Linked DNA regions of Homo sapiens: region 1 is linked to region 2. A link is a loop called in an ENCODE intact Hi-C map of the cell type or tissue named here. Cell type or tissue: ascending aorta. All regions are shown on one strand. Links, peaks and the distances in the headings refer to the core of each region. The heading gives the core; the rest is flanking DNA. Region 1 overlaps ELMO1 (engulfment and cell motility 1). Region 2 overlaps ELMO1 (engulfment and cell motility 1).

Region 1 (8,338 bases), core at 218-8,217, 50 kb after region 2:
CACGCTTTAATCCTGTATTAATGCCCAAAAAGCGTACAAAGGTATATATGAATCCCTCTTGGTGGCAGAATAATAGATAATTATTGGTTCTGCTTCTCTACATGTTTAAATTTTTTAGCATTGAGCATATATTACCTGTGAATTTAAAAATACTAAAAGTGTGCACTATCTAATTCAGAATCTGTTGGTAGACACTTGGCTAAGGAAATTATTAAGATGTGTGTAAAGACAGAGATATAGGTCTCCGTCTTCATCAAATTTTCCCTCTCTACCAAATCTTCCCCAGGAGCATATAAACATGCTGTTATTTCTCCCACCAATAAAAAAATCTCACTTGACTATAACTTCCCTTTCAGCTTCTACCTTATTTTCTGTATCACTGTGAAGCAAAGCCCCTTTAAATGGTCATCTGTATCAGTACCTCTCAAACTATCTGCAGTGAAAACCAGTTTGTTTTCAATGTCTAACTTGTTGATTAGAAACAGACACTCTTGAAAAAGTATAATGAAAATTAACCACTAGAAAAAGGATCATGGGCTTGAAGGCTGTGGTGATGTCAAATGGTGTAAATGTTTCTAAAAGCCTCCTCTTCACTATCTCCTCACAGCCATCAGTGGCCCACACTGAGCAGCATGCATCTCTACTAATAGTCCCATTGCCTCTGCCCCTACTTGCTCTTAACCCATCTAGTTGGGCTCTCTCCTCCCCCACTCCGGTGAAATCACTCTTGTTCAGGTCACCCTGACCTCCACCTTACTAAAAATCAATGGTCAGTTCTCAGTCCTCATTTAACCCCATCACCTGCAGCATATGACACTGCAATCTCTCCTTCACCTTGAATTGAACTTTCTCTTGAGTTTCTTCCTATGCCCCTGGGAGCCCCACTCAACTCCTTCCCCAGCCTCCTCTTCTCCCCAGCCTCTAAATCTTGGGGTGCTCTAGGCATCAATTCTAGGGCCTCTTCAATGCTTTCATTCAGTCTCATAGCTTTAACTATTATCTATATACTGTTGATGCTCAAAGTTACATCTCCAATTCAAAATCATCCCCTAAACTCCAGACACATATATCCAACTATGAAATCAACATCTCCAATTAGATGTCTAAACAGCATCTCAAAATTAACACAAACAAAACAGAACTCCTAATCTTCTATGCCCCTCCATCAATTTCAGTGATGACTCCCTGCTTCTAGTCATCCATCCTTCACTCCTCTTATTCCCCACTCCACATCCAATCATCCAGGAAAATCCTGTTGGCTCTACCTTTAACATAAATCCTGAATCCAACCTTTTTACAGTACTGCCACTGCTAACACTCTGGTTCAGGACACCATCATCTCTCAACTTGCTTATTGTAGTGGGGTATATTAACTTGCTCTCCCACAGTCTAATCTCAATACATGAGCCACACAATTCTTTGAAATTATAAATCACATAATGTCACATGTATGCTCAATCTGCCCAACGGCTTCTCTTTCTACGTAGAGTAAAAGCCAAATTGGTTACAAGGGCCTACAAGCACCTGAAGAATCTCTCACCCACCATCCCACTTTTTTTTTTTTTTTTTTTGAGACAGAGTCTTGCTGTGTCACCCAGGCTGGAGTGCAGCGGCGTGATCTCAGTTCACTGCCATCTCTGCCTCCCGAATTCAAGCGATTCTCCCACCTCAGCATCCCAAGTAGCTGGGACTACAGGCGCCTGCCACCACGCCTAATTTTTTTTTTTTTTTTTTTTTTTTGTATTTTTAGTAGAGACAGGATTTCACTATGTTGGCCAGGCTGGTCTTGAACTTCTGACCTCGTGATCCACCTTCCTCACCTTCTCAAAGTGCTGGAATTGCAGGTGTGAGTCACTGTGCCCGGCCACCCTCTAGCCTACTCTTATACTATCTTTCCCTGGTTCTCTCTGCTTCAGCCCCACTGGCCTCTGTGTTCTTACTTTCTCATGGCAAACACTCCTGCCTCAGGGTCTTCACATTGGCTGTTCCCTCTTTCTGGAAAACTCTTTTCCAGACACTATCTTGGCCCACTTCCTCACTTCATTCATAATTGTGATCAATGTCACCATCTCAATGAGGCAATCTCATGAGTCCTCCCTTTTCTGCTGCATTTTTCTCCATTTTTCACCATATGACATACTTCTTTATCTGTTTATTACCTTTCTCCAACTAAAATATATGCTCTTTAAGGGAATGGATAGTAGTCAGATTATTTCACTGCTATAGCCCCAGTGCTAACATGTTAAGTGTATTTACTGAGCAAATGTTCATCCCGGTGCTCTTTATAAGAAAAAAAATTGCAAACAATATAAATACCTGTCAATGGGAGACATACTTTCATAAAATGAAATACTATTTATATCCATATCCACAAAATGACCCTATCTATAAAATGGAATACTATGCAATTATTAAAAGTTTGAATGAACTTTTGAATGAACATATTTTCTGAAAGATGTCTCTAACACATTAAGTGAAAAGAATCAGGATATAAAGTAATATGCGTATTAGTTCATTTTTATAATAAAATCACCTAGGAGAATTTGGTACAGTATATGTGATATGGTTTGGCTGTGTCCCCACCCAAATCTCATCTTGAATTTTAGCTTCCATCATTCCCATGTGTTGTGGGAGGGACCCAGTGGGAGATAACTGAAACACGGGAGCAATTTCCTCCTTACTGTTTTCATGGTAGTGAATAAGCAAGTCTCACGAGACAAGGGGAAACCCCTTTCACTTGGCTCTCATTCCCTCTTGGCCTGCTGCCAGGTAAGACGTGCCTTTTGCCTTGGGCCATGATTATGAGGTCTCCCCAGACAGGTGGAACTGTGAGTCCATTAAACCTCTTTTTCTTTATAAATTACCCAGTCACAGGTATCAGCAGCATGAAAATGGACTAATACGATGTGCATTAAGGTAAACTCTTGATCTAAAACAAAAACAAAAAAAATAATGAAAACAATGAACCCTGCGAGGCCTTACATTTGAAGTTTCTTCTGATGATGGTAATGACACAGAAAAGCAGCAAGCTGAGTTCTCACCCGGGCAAGTCGATGGGAAAATAAGTCAGTGCATTTTGGTAGGATTCTTACGGACTCTGGTAAAAAGCAATTTCTCAAACAATTAAATTGCCAATAAAAGACTAAGAAACATGAGAGCTATGCTTCTTGGGGATAGGTATGACTTGCAGAAATGTTAATAGCATTTGCATTTAGGTTCATTTCTTCCTCCATGTGTCAGGTTTATTTAGATACCGCTGTTTCCACGTAAAGATGGGCCAGGCACCTGCCACAGTCCCCAAAAGCTGCACTGGCATTATAATGGAGTGGCCACCAAACCTAGCCCAGAGGATGCTTGCATGGGAAAATAGAGGGGGAGAAATCAGTTGGGCAGAAAATGATGAAAACAGAGGGATTTTTTTTTTTACCACTTCCTATATCTGTTCTGGCAAAATTAATGTTTAACTCCTCTCAAAAGATTCTGATGGTTGATATTTCAAAGGAGAAAAACATGCAGAATGAGAAAAGCATATTTCACAGCCAGGTACGGTGGCTCATGTCTGTAATCCCAGCACTTTGGGAGGCCAGAGCAGTCAGCTTGCTCGAGTCCAGGAGTTCCAGACCAGCCTGGGTAACATGGTGAAACCCTGTCTCTACCAAAAAAAAATTGGTATAGTGTAGAGTAGTGTGTCTGTGTAAAAATTGTGTGTAGTGGCATGTGTCTGTGGTTCCAGCTACTTGGGAGGCTGATATGGGAGGATCACTTGAACCTGGGAAGCAGAGGTTGCAGTGAGCTGTGACTGCGTTACTGCACTCCAGCCCGGGTGACCCTGTCTCAAACAAACAAACAAACAAACAAACAAACAGAAAAGCCCATTTTGCTTAATTCTCTGTCCAAAAGCTGAGAGTCGTCACACCTGCATGGGAGAGGTAAGTCCTTTGGTCCGTGCTTTGAGGTTGCCTATTCCCCAGGAGCCCTTTATAACAAGGCCTGTGGGCATTTCCATAATTCTCTTGTACAAAATGGAATAGTCAGTTCAGGTTATACATATGTCACTCAAGAACAGGTGACAACAAAGTTCAAGTATAACTAATGTAGTGGTTACAGTCAGCATATTGGTTACATAACAAGGAGTACCACAGTAGCTTTAGAGCTGGGGGCCACCTGGACAATCCCAGCATTTCCCCGCCTAGGAACATGAGGACCATACAGGAGACACTTGTCTAGAGCTGCTTGGTAGTGGAGCCAGAACTAGAATCCAGGTCTTCTAATGCTTAATCTCTCTTAGGCACTGTGAGTGGCTCTTGCCACCCCAGAGTAATATCCACTTAGCCATGATCTGAATTCCCAGGGAAGGGTAGGTCCAAACTTGGGAGGGGGCCATCGGGCTGCCTAGGAATCAACTGCAGAGTCTATTAAGCTTGCTGATTTCTGGATTCCCCTGCAGGAATTTGCATTTCACAGAAGCTCCCCAAAGTGAATCTGATACACAGCCAAGTCAGGAATCACTGGACTAAGTTATACAAGACAGAAGAGCAAAGAAACCAGCAGATTTCCATTTAAAAAAATGCAAGTCATTCTCCTTACTCACTCTATAAAAAAAAACATGGAAATATGTAATTATAAAGCTCAAAATAGCTTCTTCAGGGAAAAAAAATGTGATTCACACTTCTAAAGATGCTCAGGCCACAGCTGCAATCTGTTCTTGCGGCCAAAACCCTTGGGAAGCCAAATTAAGGGAAGCCACATTGGGTTTGTTTGCTGGGATCTAAAACTGTGTCCTGCTCCCTGCAGACAGGCCAGAAAGCCCTCTCTGGGAGGAAGAAAGCGAGCTCACTCCAGAGAGACAGGCAGCCAGAAGACCTGCCAGCTGGAGCTGCCCCTGATAGCCTGGCTTCCTACAGCCACCATCTGAAGGGACCTGGCTCCCATCAAGTCCTGGTGGATAGGAGCACCTGCTGAGGAGGAGGCATCTTTGGAAAAGTGCTGTTTACTGGCCTCTCGGAGTCCTCACTGGAGTCCTGCCTAGAACAGAGATTGAACTCTGTGCTGGTTAAAGTCGAACCCATTTCCCATAGAGCGGGAGTGGGTAGAAAAAAAGCAGCAAGCTGAGAGCTGTCTGGAGGCAGTTGGGGATATAATAAATTAGGAAGTCACACAGCTGTGTGTTCTGAAACACAAGATTGAAAATAGATCATTTTTTTCCTCTTGGGGGAACATACTGTAGTGTTGATATTTTCTAATTCAAATTTGGACTCAGTGGGCCTTCTCAACCAAATTACCCTGAGGAGGAGCGGGAGGGAGAGGGATGAAGAGGAGCCCTTTAGTATAACTCATTCTCACTTATTTTAGAAGAAAACAAGAATGTTGTTTGAGAGGTTTCAGGGTAAAATGCAAAGTTTATTAAAAATTTAGCAATGTCTGAAGAATATTTTTGGAACTGACCCTGAAGCAAACAGAAAGCTACTCTATTCATGCAACAAACGCTTATTAAATGCAGACTACATGTAAAACACTGTGCTAGAAGTTAAGATGGAAGCTGAATTCACTAAGAGTCTAGTCCTCAAAGGGCTTACAGTCTGTAAGGAAGACAGGATATTTACAAAGAAAGTGAAAGCAGTGGGTGATAGCATTGCACCATAGTTAAGGGCAAACAGCACAGGAGAATCTCACAATAATTCACTCCATCTAATACCTGCATCACCTCAGTCTACTTAACCTCTCCCTTCATCTCAGGTTCCTTATTTGTAAATGAAGATGTTGCAGGGGTTAACAGAGGTAACGTGTGCTTATTATTGACTCTGGGAATTCTCTGTTACATAGAAAGCATCCAATAAATGGCAGTGGTCTCCCTCTTTTTAAAAAAGCAAATTCCTTTTTTTTTTTTTTTGAGATGGAATCTCACTCTGTTGCCCAGGCTGGGATGCAGTGGCATGATGTTGGCTCACTCCAACCTCTGCCTCCCGAGTTCAGGCGATTCTCCAGCCTCAGCCTCCCATGTAGTTGGGATTACAGGCTCCCACCAGCATACCTGGCTAATTTTTGTATTTTAGTAGAGACGAGGGTTTCACTATGTTGGCCAGGCTGGTTTCAAACTCCTGACCTCATGTAATCTGCCCGCCTCAGCCTCCCAAAGTGGTTGGATTACAGGTGTAAGCCATCCTGCCCAGCCAAAATCAGCAAGTGGTTTTTGATTGAAGTTCAAGTGCCCAAGGCTGGGAGACCTGATTGGCATCCACCTTCTAATCTATTCCAACCACCAGGTAAATCTTTACAACCAAAGGCTCCAGGTTAAGGATGAGAAATAAAAGCATTCTAGAGCTTTCTGTCCTCAAGCTGCTCCCCTAACTACTGCAGACTCCCTGAGGGAAAAACTGACACTGTAGGAAGCCACAGTGTCTGCAAAAAGTGTTTTAAAGACTTTAGCTGTGGGTATGCTTCTGTTTTGTTTTTTTATTTTTTTTCCATTTGTTTGTTTCACTCATGTATATTTTGGTTTTGAAAACTTTACAGTTAGCATTTCATCATCTTTTCAGTGCAGTTTGACATCCTGATTTCTGTTGTTTTACTTTATTTTAGTGAGGTTAGTTTATTTTACTATCTATTAGAATCTTCTAGCATTCTGCTTATACTTTCCCTCCAATTTCATGCTGCCTTCCATACTAATATTCTACTTTTACAACTTATGAGGACTTTGAAGGGTATGGCCTGGTACATCACGATCCTACAAGAAATGCTGAGAACAGTGATTACTGCTTTGGAAAAAAAAAATAACCCGTGGGTCCAAGCTTGAGATTTAGAAGAGACTGGCATCTCTGGAACTAGGGAAAGATGGTTTTTGCACTTTACACCTTTGGAATGAGACTAGTCACTTTAATACTCATTTTACTGATGAGACGTGATGATGTCATCCTGCAAATGGCCTCCGTCATTGATTGGAATCCTGTTATATTTGTGATTTTGTTTTATGATGTTTCTCCTGCTATAAGATGCTTGTATCCTGAATTTAAACTTCCTCATGTATATAACCACTGGGATTTTAGGAAAACGACATCCACTAGCATTGGAAAAGACCAGAAGGGAAGGTGGATGTAAGTTTCATCCAAGGAAGGTCCCTGACAGCAACACCGTTGACCTGCTTTGGGAAGAATTAGGCGGCAGTGCGTCTCTCTCAGATCTCTAAGGGCAAGCAGAGGTGCTCAGCCAGGCTCTGGACACCACTTCCAGATGGAGCCTCACTCTGTGGCAGCAGAGTCCCTTCCTCCTCCACAGCCCTCCCGGGCAAGCCTCCTGCCAGGCAGGGCTCCAGCACCTTTTGCTCTTTCAGACACAAGAGGCCGGAGTTAGAACTGATTTTAAATACTTCTATTTTGAATTTTTCTTCAAGTTATATTTTTTAAAACAATTTTTTTGGCTAAAAGAAACATTTTTGTAACAATACATGACTGTGTGTGTGTGTGTGTGTGTGTGTGTGTGTGTGTGTGAAGAGAAGGAGAGAAAAAGAGGGTGAATGATAAAACATATGTGGCAAAATGTTGGCATAACTATAGATGAACCTGGGTGAATGAGTTATTTTGGCCAGGCGCAGTGGCTCACACCTGTAATCCCAGCACTTTGGGAGGCTGAGTCAGGCGGGTCACTTGAGGTCAGGAGTTCGAGACCAGCCTGGCCAGCATGGTGAAAACCCATCTCTACTAAAAATACAAAAATTAGCCCAGTGTGGTGGTGCATTCCTGTAATCCCAGGTACTCGGGAGGCTGAGGCAAGAGAATCGCTTGAACCCAGGAGGCGGAGGTTGCAGTGAGCCGAGATCACACCACTGCACTCCAGCCTGGGCAACAGAGTGAGATCCTGTCTCCAAAAAAAAAAAAAAAAAAAAAAGAAATCTTTGAACTTTCTTGCCAAAAAAAAATATCAATTCTCCCTTACCAATTCTCATGCCCTTATTCTTTCAAATGAAGTCTAGAGTCATCCCGTGAAGTTTCCATCCTAATTCCCAGTGATACTTTGGAATGTGATATGAGCCTGTCCACTAATGTAGAGGAACTTGCAACCTTTGCATATTGTTTTCTAACCAGGAAGAAAACATTTTGCTTCTCTATTTATTTGAAATGTCTATTGTATATTTTGGCAAAGTCTTACAGTTTTCTTCACCTAAGTTTCCAAGATGTTTTCCATTGGGATTATTCCAAAGTAGTTTACATTTTCATTGCTACTGTTATAATCTTTTTTTTCCATTTTATAATTATTGCTGACATATGGAACATCTACTAAGTTTCGTTTATTCACTATCTAGCTACTCTTCTAAACCACATTAGCTTATCCTTTGCTTCTTCAG
Region 2 (8,338 bases), core at 329-8,328:
TTGCTAGGATGGACAGCAGTGGCATGATCACAGCTCACTGCATCCTTTAACTCCTGGGCTCAAGCGACCGTCCCGCCTCAGCCTCCCAAGTACCTAGGACTATAAGCATGTGCCACTACACCTAGCCGATTCTTTATTTTTTGTACAGAAAAGGTCTTGCTGTGTTGCCCAGGCTGTACATTCTGATTTTAGTAAACAAGACACCAAATCCATTTCCTTTAATAAAAGGCTAATATCCTGAAAGATTAAGAAAATCAAGCTAATCAGACCAATTTATTTCTTGCCATGCATTTATATAGTGCTTAATATATAACAGCCACTGTTCTCAGTGTTTTACAATTATCAAATTATGTAGTTCTCCTATGAACTCCCCATAAGACAGGTTTGGGTCTTATTTCCATTTCATAGGTGAGAAAAATGAGTCACAGAGAGGCTAAGTGACTTGCCCGAGTCACACAGCCAGAGAGAGGCAGAGCCAGACGTACGTGCAGGAGGCAAGCAGCTTTCAGAGGTTGTGATCTTAACCAGATCTGTGCACAACCAGTGTACTCAGAGGTCTCCTTGGCCCAGAAGCTAAATAAATACATAATTGCTGCCATTATGCAGTAGGAGATGTGAATTTGCCCACAGTTCACATAAAAAGACCACAGGCCTCTTTGATCCTGACTGATCACATACATATCAAAGATTACCCCAGGTGTCTCAGGTTTTAGAATCTCTCATCAGTAAGTAGCCAAATTATATCAGTTTGAATCATTACAAACAATTCCATGCACACTGATTTCTTTAAAAAAAAAAAATCACGGCGATTATGAAGATTATGTAAGTACTGGATTTCTTTATTTCACAGAAAGAGCCTCAAAACCAAACCAAAACAACCAAACACAACAGATGTTAGTGTTTTGGTGGTATTTTGGGAAATAAATTTGAGTATAACACAGCATACTCACTAGGGTGTGCTCTCAGAATGTATTGAACATACAGACATCCTGGAAGGGAATCTGGTTTTGCAGTTAATAAAAATTATTTGCACCATAAAAATGCCCTAATAAAATTAGGCTTAAACTCTTGTTATTGGTATAAGGAGTCTACTTTTTCATTCTCCACAGCATCGTAAGCTAATTGGTATTCCTACGAATAAAACATTCTTTTTTTATTCCTGGGCCACTGGGATGGAGGCATGTATAGATTCTGCCTTAGAAATGTATGTTTGTGAAGAATTAGAGTCTTAAATTAATGGGTGAAGATCTTTTTTAAAACCTTAGTTTCCTCCTAAGTTATTCGTAATACTCGATGTCTGCTACTTTTTTTCTTCAGTCTTACTGACTTATAATGATAATCAACCCCCGAAGGTTCTATAAGATCCCTGCAAGTCTTTTCAGGTGGCTATAATCCAATCACAGACATTGCCTCCAGGAGAATTTGCCCTAAACCAAATTCAGTGAGGGCTACTTTCCTCTCCAGCTTCTTGGCGGCCATCTTTCTCTCTCTCTCTTTTTAAAAATCTTCACTAAGGAGAGACCATTTTAGATAAGAAAACAACTTAATGAAAACCTAAGGATGAGACTAAACATAAGATGCTTTTAAAGGAAGAAAAATACTGATGAAATTGTTCAGAACTTCCTCCTATGTGAAATGCAAGTTGATACTCTCAGGCATTTTTGTTCCTATTCCTCACAGATATTTTATTTCATTTCTTAGTCATTCAATTTTGTTACTAATACTTGAAACTGTTTTTTTTTCCTCTCCCCTGACAAATGCATTCTGAAACTTTCATTTTATAAACACTTGCCAATTCTCTAAAACAAGAGAGCATTTTTACTATTCTACAACACATAGCAGTGACCCAGGATATCTTATATGGTTAATATAACGTACAATAAGATACCCAATATGACAACATGGTTCTTAGTAAGAAAGACATTCTATCGAGTGTGTATATACTCTTGTGGATTCCTTATGAATGGCTTCAAAATTATTTGATAGTCATTACTACCTCACAGGGGAAAAAAGCATCAGCTCACTAATACTGGAGAAGAGATACCTGGATAATTGTTCTTCTTCCCAATCTCCTTGCTCTTTCTCGTCTCCTTCATAGATTTGTTTTTTGTTTTTGTTCGTTTTCCTTCTGCCCAAAGTTCTTTTCTCACCATTCTTTTCTTCTCACTCTTCACTCCTGCACTAGGAGGACTAATCTGGTCCTGTAGCTTCTACATTCATAGATGCCAAATCTCTATTTTGAACCAAGATAGTTTCCTGAGCTCCAGACAACTCCTTATTGGACACGCCCATCTTAGCCACATCTCTTAGCCACCTCAAAGTCAAAATTGACAAAACATAACTCCTATTCTTTATGGCTTATCCAAACTTACTAGGTTCTCCATCTCAGCTATTTTTGCTCAGTTGACTCTTCTCTCAATCACCATCTCACAAATATATTATATTTACTCCTTTCCTTTCCCACTGCCACTGACCTTGGTTCAGGTGCTCATCACTGCTCTTCCGGATTAAGACAAAAGGCTACAATGGTCTCCCAGTCTCGGGACAGATCCATTTCCCTCACTGTCTTCCATGAGGAGCTCATCAAAACCTAACTATAGCCACATGTATAGCCTCTGCTTAAAATCCTTCAGATAAAGTAACGCCTCTTCACAACACGGACCCTGACTCGCCCTGAATGAGATGGTTTCTGGGTCAGCTTGAAAAAATGTTTCCAGAATGCATTTGCCAAGGGAAAAGAAGAAAATTTTGCATTTGCAAAATTTTGAGAAAATAAGACAATAATGAAAAACATAAACTGTTTGGAAGACTTTTAGACTTAATACATGCTTTTCCCTCTGCCTTAATCACCCTTCCTCATCTCAATTCGCTCCTCAGTGGTAACTCCTGCAGGTCTTTCAGAATCCAGAGCAGTTGTTCCCACTTCCAGGGGATTCTTTTACGCCCATTCTCTATAGGCTGAGCCTTCTAAGTGTCTCCATCTGACCCTCTGCCACTTTTCCAATGCTCTGTTTGCTTTTTTGTCTCCTTGTGGAAATTCTAATACCCTTGAGGCTTAGGACTACGCCTTCTCTGTCTTTATATATTCAGTACTTAGGGCCTCAAAAAATGTTTGTGGAATGCATGTTTACACGTGAAGCAGGCCTTACCCAATGGAGCCGAGTTCTTGAAGTCACCACATTCAAAAATTATTCTTCTCCTCACATTGAAATATTGCACTGAAATATTATATTCTTGATAGTGACAGTTAATCATTAAACATCCTTCCCCACTGGCAAAACAAAACATGACCACAGGAGAAGGCTCCGTGGAGACCATGCCCACACATTTCAGTGCCTGGGCTAAAATAAGCATGTAAGTGTGTAGGACTGATCATCATATTGCACCAGGAAGCGCGCCCTTCCAGATTTAAAAATATACTTGTTTGGCTTGATTCAGGCTGCTCCTCATTCCAGGCCTGCGTGAGTCATTGGAGAAACATCCTATTAGAGTGCACCCCTACTGATTGGCTTCCTTTGTATGTTCACGGTGACTCAGAAGAGATGACTCACAGTTCACGCTTATGACAAAAAGAACTTGCTCTCCCTTCCTTTTCATTACCCATGTTTTGCAGGCTTTATTGGCACCTTTGAAAAACATCTAAGGGAGCAAGGGAAAGGAAAACACAGGGGGCAGCCTGAGAATTGGCACTACTTATTTTTAACAAGCAACCCTACTTAAAGCACCTTTCATCAGAGCAGCACAGATATACTTTGGAGGCCTAATACATCCAATGCTCACATTATTCCTGGAAGGTCAGTAACTGGATGCTATTGCTCCACCCTGCCAGTTGATGGAAAGGAGGGATGCTCGAAGGACATAAAGATACTTCGCAATGTCCCTCTGCAGGGCTGGCACCCAACGCTGGGCTCTCAGAGCCGCTGTTGATAAAATGGCTGGTTAGATCATCCTCTCTTGGTTATAATACCCAAAGCCTTGGCCAAGGAGAGAGACATTCTCCAAAATAATCAGTGGTCAAGCAGTGAGCATGAAGCAAAGTGAGAGGACAATCCAACCACGACAATCTTCTGGATGCCTCAAGATGCTCATGACCTGTCACTGGCAGAAACTGTTGGGTTCTGTGCCAGTTACAAACAACAGAGGTTAGTTCCTTTCATTCCACTTCAGAAAACATTTCTGAGTACTTATCCACAGAGATGGATCAGGCATAGACTCTGACCAGGAGAGCAACAAGATAAAGTGCAGTGAGTTATACACCACAAAGTAAGGACAGGTCAAGTGTCTGGAGAGTCCAGGGGAAGAGTTGGCTTTATTTTTTAGAGAAACTGGCATTTGAATTGCACCTAAGGATGGGTGGAATCTAAATCATACTTCTACACTTCATCTTAGCCAAAACGCCGAGAAGCGATAAAATCATATTTCTGAATGTGTTTTTCCTTCAGAATAATTTACTAGTCAGGCTCATCTCAAATTCCATTTACATTCAGACTCCACATTCCATAATCGCTGTCTCCTGGAAGCCATTGAAATGCATGCATATACGTCTGCCTGCAAAGGAGACACTTCTGTGTGCAGTTCTGGGTGGGTTTATGGTACCCAAATAAACGGAGCAGGAGGAGCGCAGACGGGCTAAGTCCAAATTGTTCCCCCTTCCAGGGGATCCTTGTGCAGTGAGCTCTGCCTATGCTTTAATAAAAGGGGATAAAAATACTTGCCACCTACTTACCTCCGAGACACACTGCAAGGCTGGATCGTGTTCACGGCAGTGTGAATTTTTCAGGAGATAAGTGATCTATGAAAACAAAGCTTTATTATCATAAATGTTGAGCGAAAATGAAGCAAAACCAATGTCTAGGCCATGTGTTTAGTGTTAAAAAAAAAAAAAATACACCAAACAGACACTGGATTATAACTTTCCAGCAAGCCAGCATTCCAATGTCAAGGCCTGAATGTCCCTTCCCAGGGAGTAGGGCTACAAGGGTCCCGGTACACTGAATATCTGATGAAATGAGGCAAATGCAGTGTTTTGATGACAGATGTTTCTGATAAGAATACAGAATTTGGAAAAGAAATTGCAAGGCAAATCTGTCCCATGATGTGAGATCAGGGACATGAATACTGGAGACTAAGATCATCAGAATTGATCCCTAAAGAACTGCGAAGAGATGTGGAGGAAACTAAGAGAAAGACTATTCATTGCCCGAGGCAGAAGGGAGTGGGTGGTTCAGAATCTTCAGGGGTGCGGAATAAAGACAACAGAAGATAAAGGGAGGAAGCGAACAGTTAGCTAGTAACTCTCTCAATTAGGTTTAAGATAAGAGAGACAGTGCTGTGCCAAAAAAAAATTAGAGCATTAGTGGACTTACTTACATTGTATTCCCATGTACAAATCAGATATACGTTTAGGAGATGAATTACTTCTAATTCCTCACAACTTCACACAGTTGAGAGATCAGAGGGAAAAAAATGTGTAATAACATGAGTTAAATTGTGACCTTCCACCCTCAAATTCCTATGTTGAAGTCCTAACCCCAGTACCTCAGAATGTGACTGTGTCTGGAGAAATGGTCTCTAAAGAGTGAAGTTAAAATGACAACAGGGTGGGCTCTAATCCAATAGGACTGGTGCCCTTATAAGAAGAGGATATTACAATACAGACATGAACAGAGGGAGGCCCATTTGAAGACACACGAGAATATGGTCATCTACAAGCCAAGGAGACAGGCCCCAGGAACAAACCAATGCCTTGATCTCAGACTCTGGCCTCTGTAATCATGATTTTTTTAAAAAATTATGTTGTTTAAACCACTCAGTCTGTGGTACAGTTGACCTATGAACAACATGGAAGTTAGGGGAACCAACCCTTTGCACAGTCAAAAATCTATGTGTAACTTTTGACTCCCCCAAAACTTTACTAATATCCTACTGTTGGCTAGATGCCTATCAGATAGCAAAAACAGTTGATTAATACATATTTTGCATGTTATATGTATTATATATTGTATTATTACAATAAAGTAAACCAGATAAAAGCCTTACTGGTCCTTATGACTCCCTGATCTAGAAGCTGAATTAGGGATGTTGTTTGGGGGCAAGTAGACTGTTTCAGTTTCTTTGATTTTGAACTTATGGGGTTCTGGGTGGCAGGGGCATTGTCCAATATGGAAAGAACTTTAAAAGGCAGTCCCTTACTGGCAAGGTACTTCCTGACTTCAGGGACAAATATCCATGGGACCAATCCAGAAAAAGTGTTCTTTTTGTCCAGAGCTCCTTCTTGTACAACAAGAAGACTGGAAGCTGGTGTTTATCTCCTTCCTTCAGGGGTTGGAAGTGAGCAGCTTTATAGATAAAGGCAGCCCTGATCATAAACCCAAATGCATTTGCCCAGAACCAGTAGAGTTAACCTAGTCCTTCCAGCCTTAAATCCTGGTGCTTGCTTCTCTTCCTTTCCAATAGATTCCTTGGTGGCATTTTCCATTCCCCCATGATAGGGCACTTTTGTCTTCATTAAAAACCTGTTCAGGCAGATATCCTTTCCCATTAATGATTTTCTTAATGGCGGTTTGGAACTCATCTGCTTCCTCTTGTTGGCAGAAGCTATTTCTCCTATTAGCTAGACAATTTTAAAGATAAATCTCTTTCTAAAATTATCCAACCATCCTTTGCTGGCATTAAATTCTCCAGATTTTGATCTTTCACCTTCCTTTTGCTTTAAGTTGTCACAGAATGACTTCTTTTTTGGTTGGATCATATTCAAGTCTATAGCTATGCTTTTCTAATAGCAATTCTGCACCCACACAAAAGCTGCATTTTCAGTATGAGATTAAAACGTATTTCATAAAAAGTGAAAGATTTTTGTACCTGCTGCATAACTGCAGAAACAGCTTCCTGAATTTCCTTTTCTTTTTTACAATGGTCCTTATGCTGGATTAATCTAGCTTGAAATGTCAGGCAACTGCAGCTGCAGACCTCAATATTTGGTACATATCAAGCAATTCAACTTTTTCTTATAATATCATGACTTTGCTTCTTGGAAGCACTTCCAGCATGATTAGTGGTACTTCCTATGGGTCCATGATGTTATTCAAGGCTTAAAGGATTACACTAAACTTGATGAGAAATAAAAGAGAACTATGAGAGATCATTTTTCACTGTAATACACAATTTACCAGAGAGAAAACTTTATCTGGAGATGATTACCATCACATGGTGTGTTAAGCAGATACTTGCAACATTTGAGCTCACTGCAACACCAAAAGGAGATGGCTATGAAACCATTAGTCATACAGTATGTACTACAGTTAATTTTATGCAGTTATGATTTAACACTGCACCTTTGCATTTGTTGACATTTCTCTTGACTGTGAATGATGCCATGTATGGTCTGTAAATGTTTAAGTTTTGATACATTTAAACTTTCTGTAATGGATTTGTGTATATTTTATGGTAGTGAATGATAAAATAGAGTAGTATCTACATATGTTTCATGCATCATGGCATACCTAATTTTTTGGATATTTCTAGGCTACACAGTTTGTTGGAGTATTTTCAAATTGTCGCAAATCTCTAAAAAATTTTCCAACCTATTTATTGAAAAAAAAAACCATGCATAAGTGGACCCATGCAATTCAAACCCATGTTGCTCAAGGGTCAACTGTACTTTGTCATGGCAGCCCTAGCAAACTCATGTGTATACAAAGTACCTTTGAAGATGCTTAATATCATACAAATGTCAGGATTGTTACTAATTTATTTATTTATTTGTTTTAAGACAGGGTCTTACTCTGTCACCCAGGTTGGAGTGCAATAGTGCAATCTTGGCTTACTGCAGCCTTGAACTCCTGGCTCAAGCAATCCTCCCACCTCTGGCTACTGAGTAGTTGGGATTGCAGGTAAGTGCCACCACATCATCTAGTCAATTTTTAAAATTTTTTATTTTGTAGAGGTGGGGTCTTACTATGTTGCCCAAGGTGGTCTCAAACTCCTAACCTCAAGTAATCCTCCCAACTCAGATTCCCAAAGTGCTGGGATTACAGGCATGAGCCACCATGCCCGGCCTAGGATTGTTATAGGAGGTTACTTCCAGGAAATGATGGGAAATCAGGAGGAAGTCCACCAATGGGGGCCACACATGTAGGTGCCGGAATTTCATCTTCTTTTTAAAATGGATGCAAGATATTGGAGTTGGAGGAAAGCTATGTTAAGGATCCAATGACCCAAAAGTGATAGCACCAGGATTTGGCTCCCAAGGCAAGAAAATATTCAAAAGAACTTCTCAGCAAATTTTATGTGGAAGAGAAGATAAAAGAAACAAAGGTCACTCTGAAGCTTGAGTTCA

The links. A loop is a pair of places that touch in the nucleus more often than their neighbours do. Peaks named below come from ENCODE experiments on the same cell type or tissue, not always from the same donor. Only the 100,000 strongest peaks of a DNase experiment are listed, where the experiment ranks them.
Region 1: it touches region 2 in a loop (4-fold over the local background); 8 of 110 quality-filtered maps call a loop at or near these places.

Annotation. Positions count from the first base shown.
Region 1 is chr7:37,078,885-37,087,222 of GRCh38, forward strand. All of the region lies in intron 15 of ELMO1 (engulfment and cell motility 1), which reads right to left. Among named protein-coding and RNA genes, the nearest start is that of ELMO1-AS1, 85 kb to the left of the region's middle. In ascending aorta, for the core only: no CTCF peak of the experiment used is centred there; DNase peaks (open chromatin) are centred at 2,746 and 4,742; H3K27ac peaks cover 1,494 bases.
Region 2 is chr7:37,028,621-37,036,958 of GRCh38, forward strand. The region is part of intron 15 of ELMO1 (engulfment and cell motility 1); the gene reads right to left. Among named protein-coding and RNA genes, the nearest start is that of ELMO1-AS1, 35 kb to the left of the region's middle. RefSeq lists enhancers at 3,074-4,273, 3,108-3,777. In ascending aorta, for the core only: no CTCF peak of the experiment used is centred there; a DNase peak (open chromatin) is centred at 3,461; H3K27ac peaks cover 3,439 bases.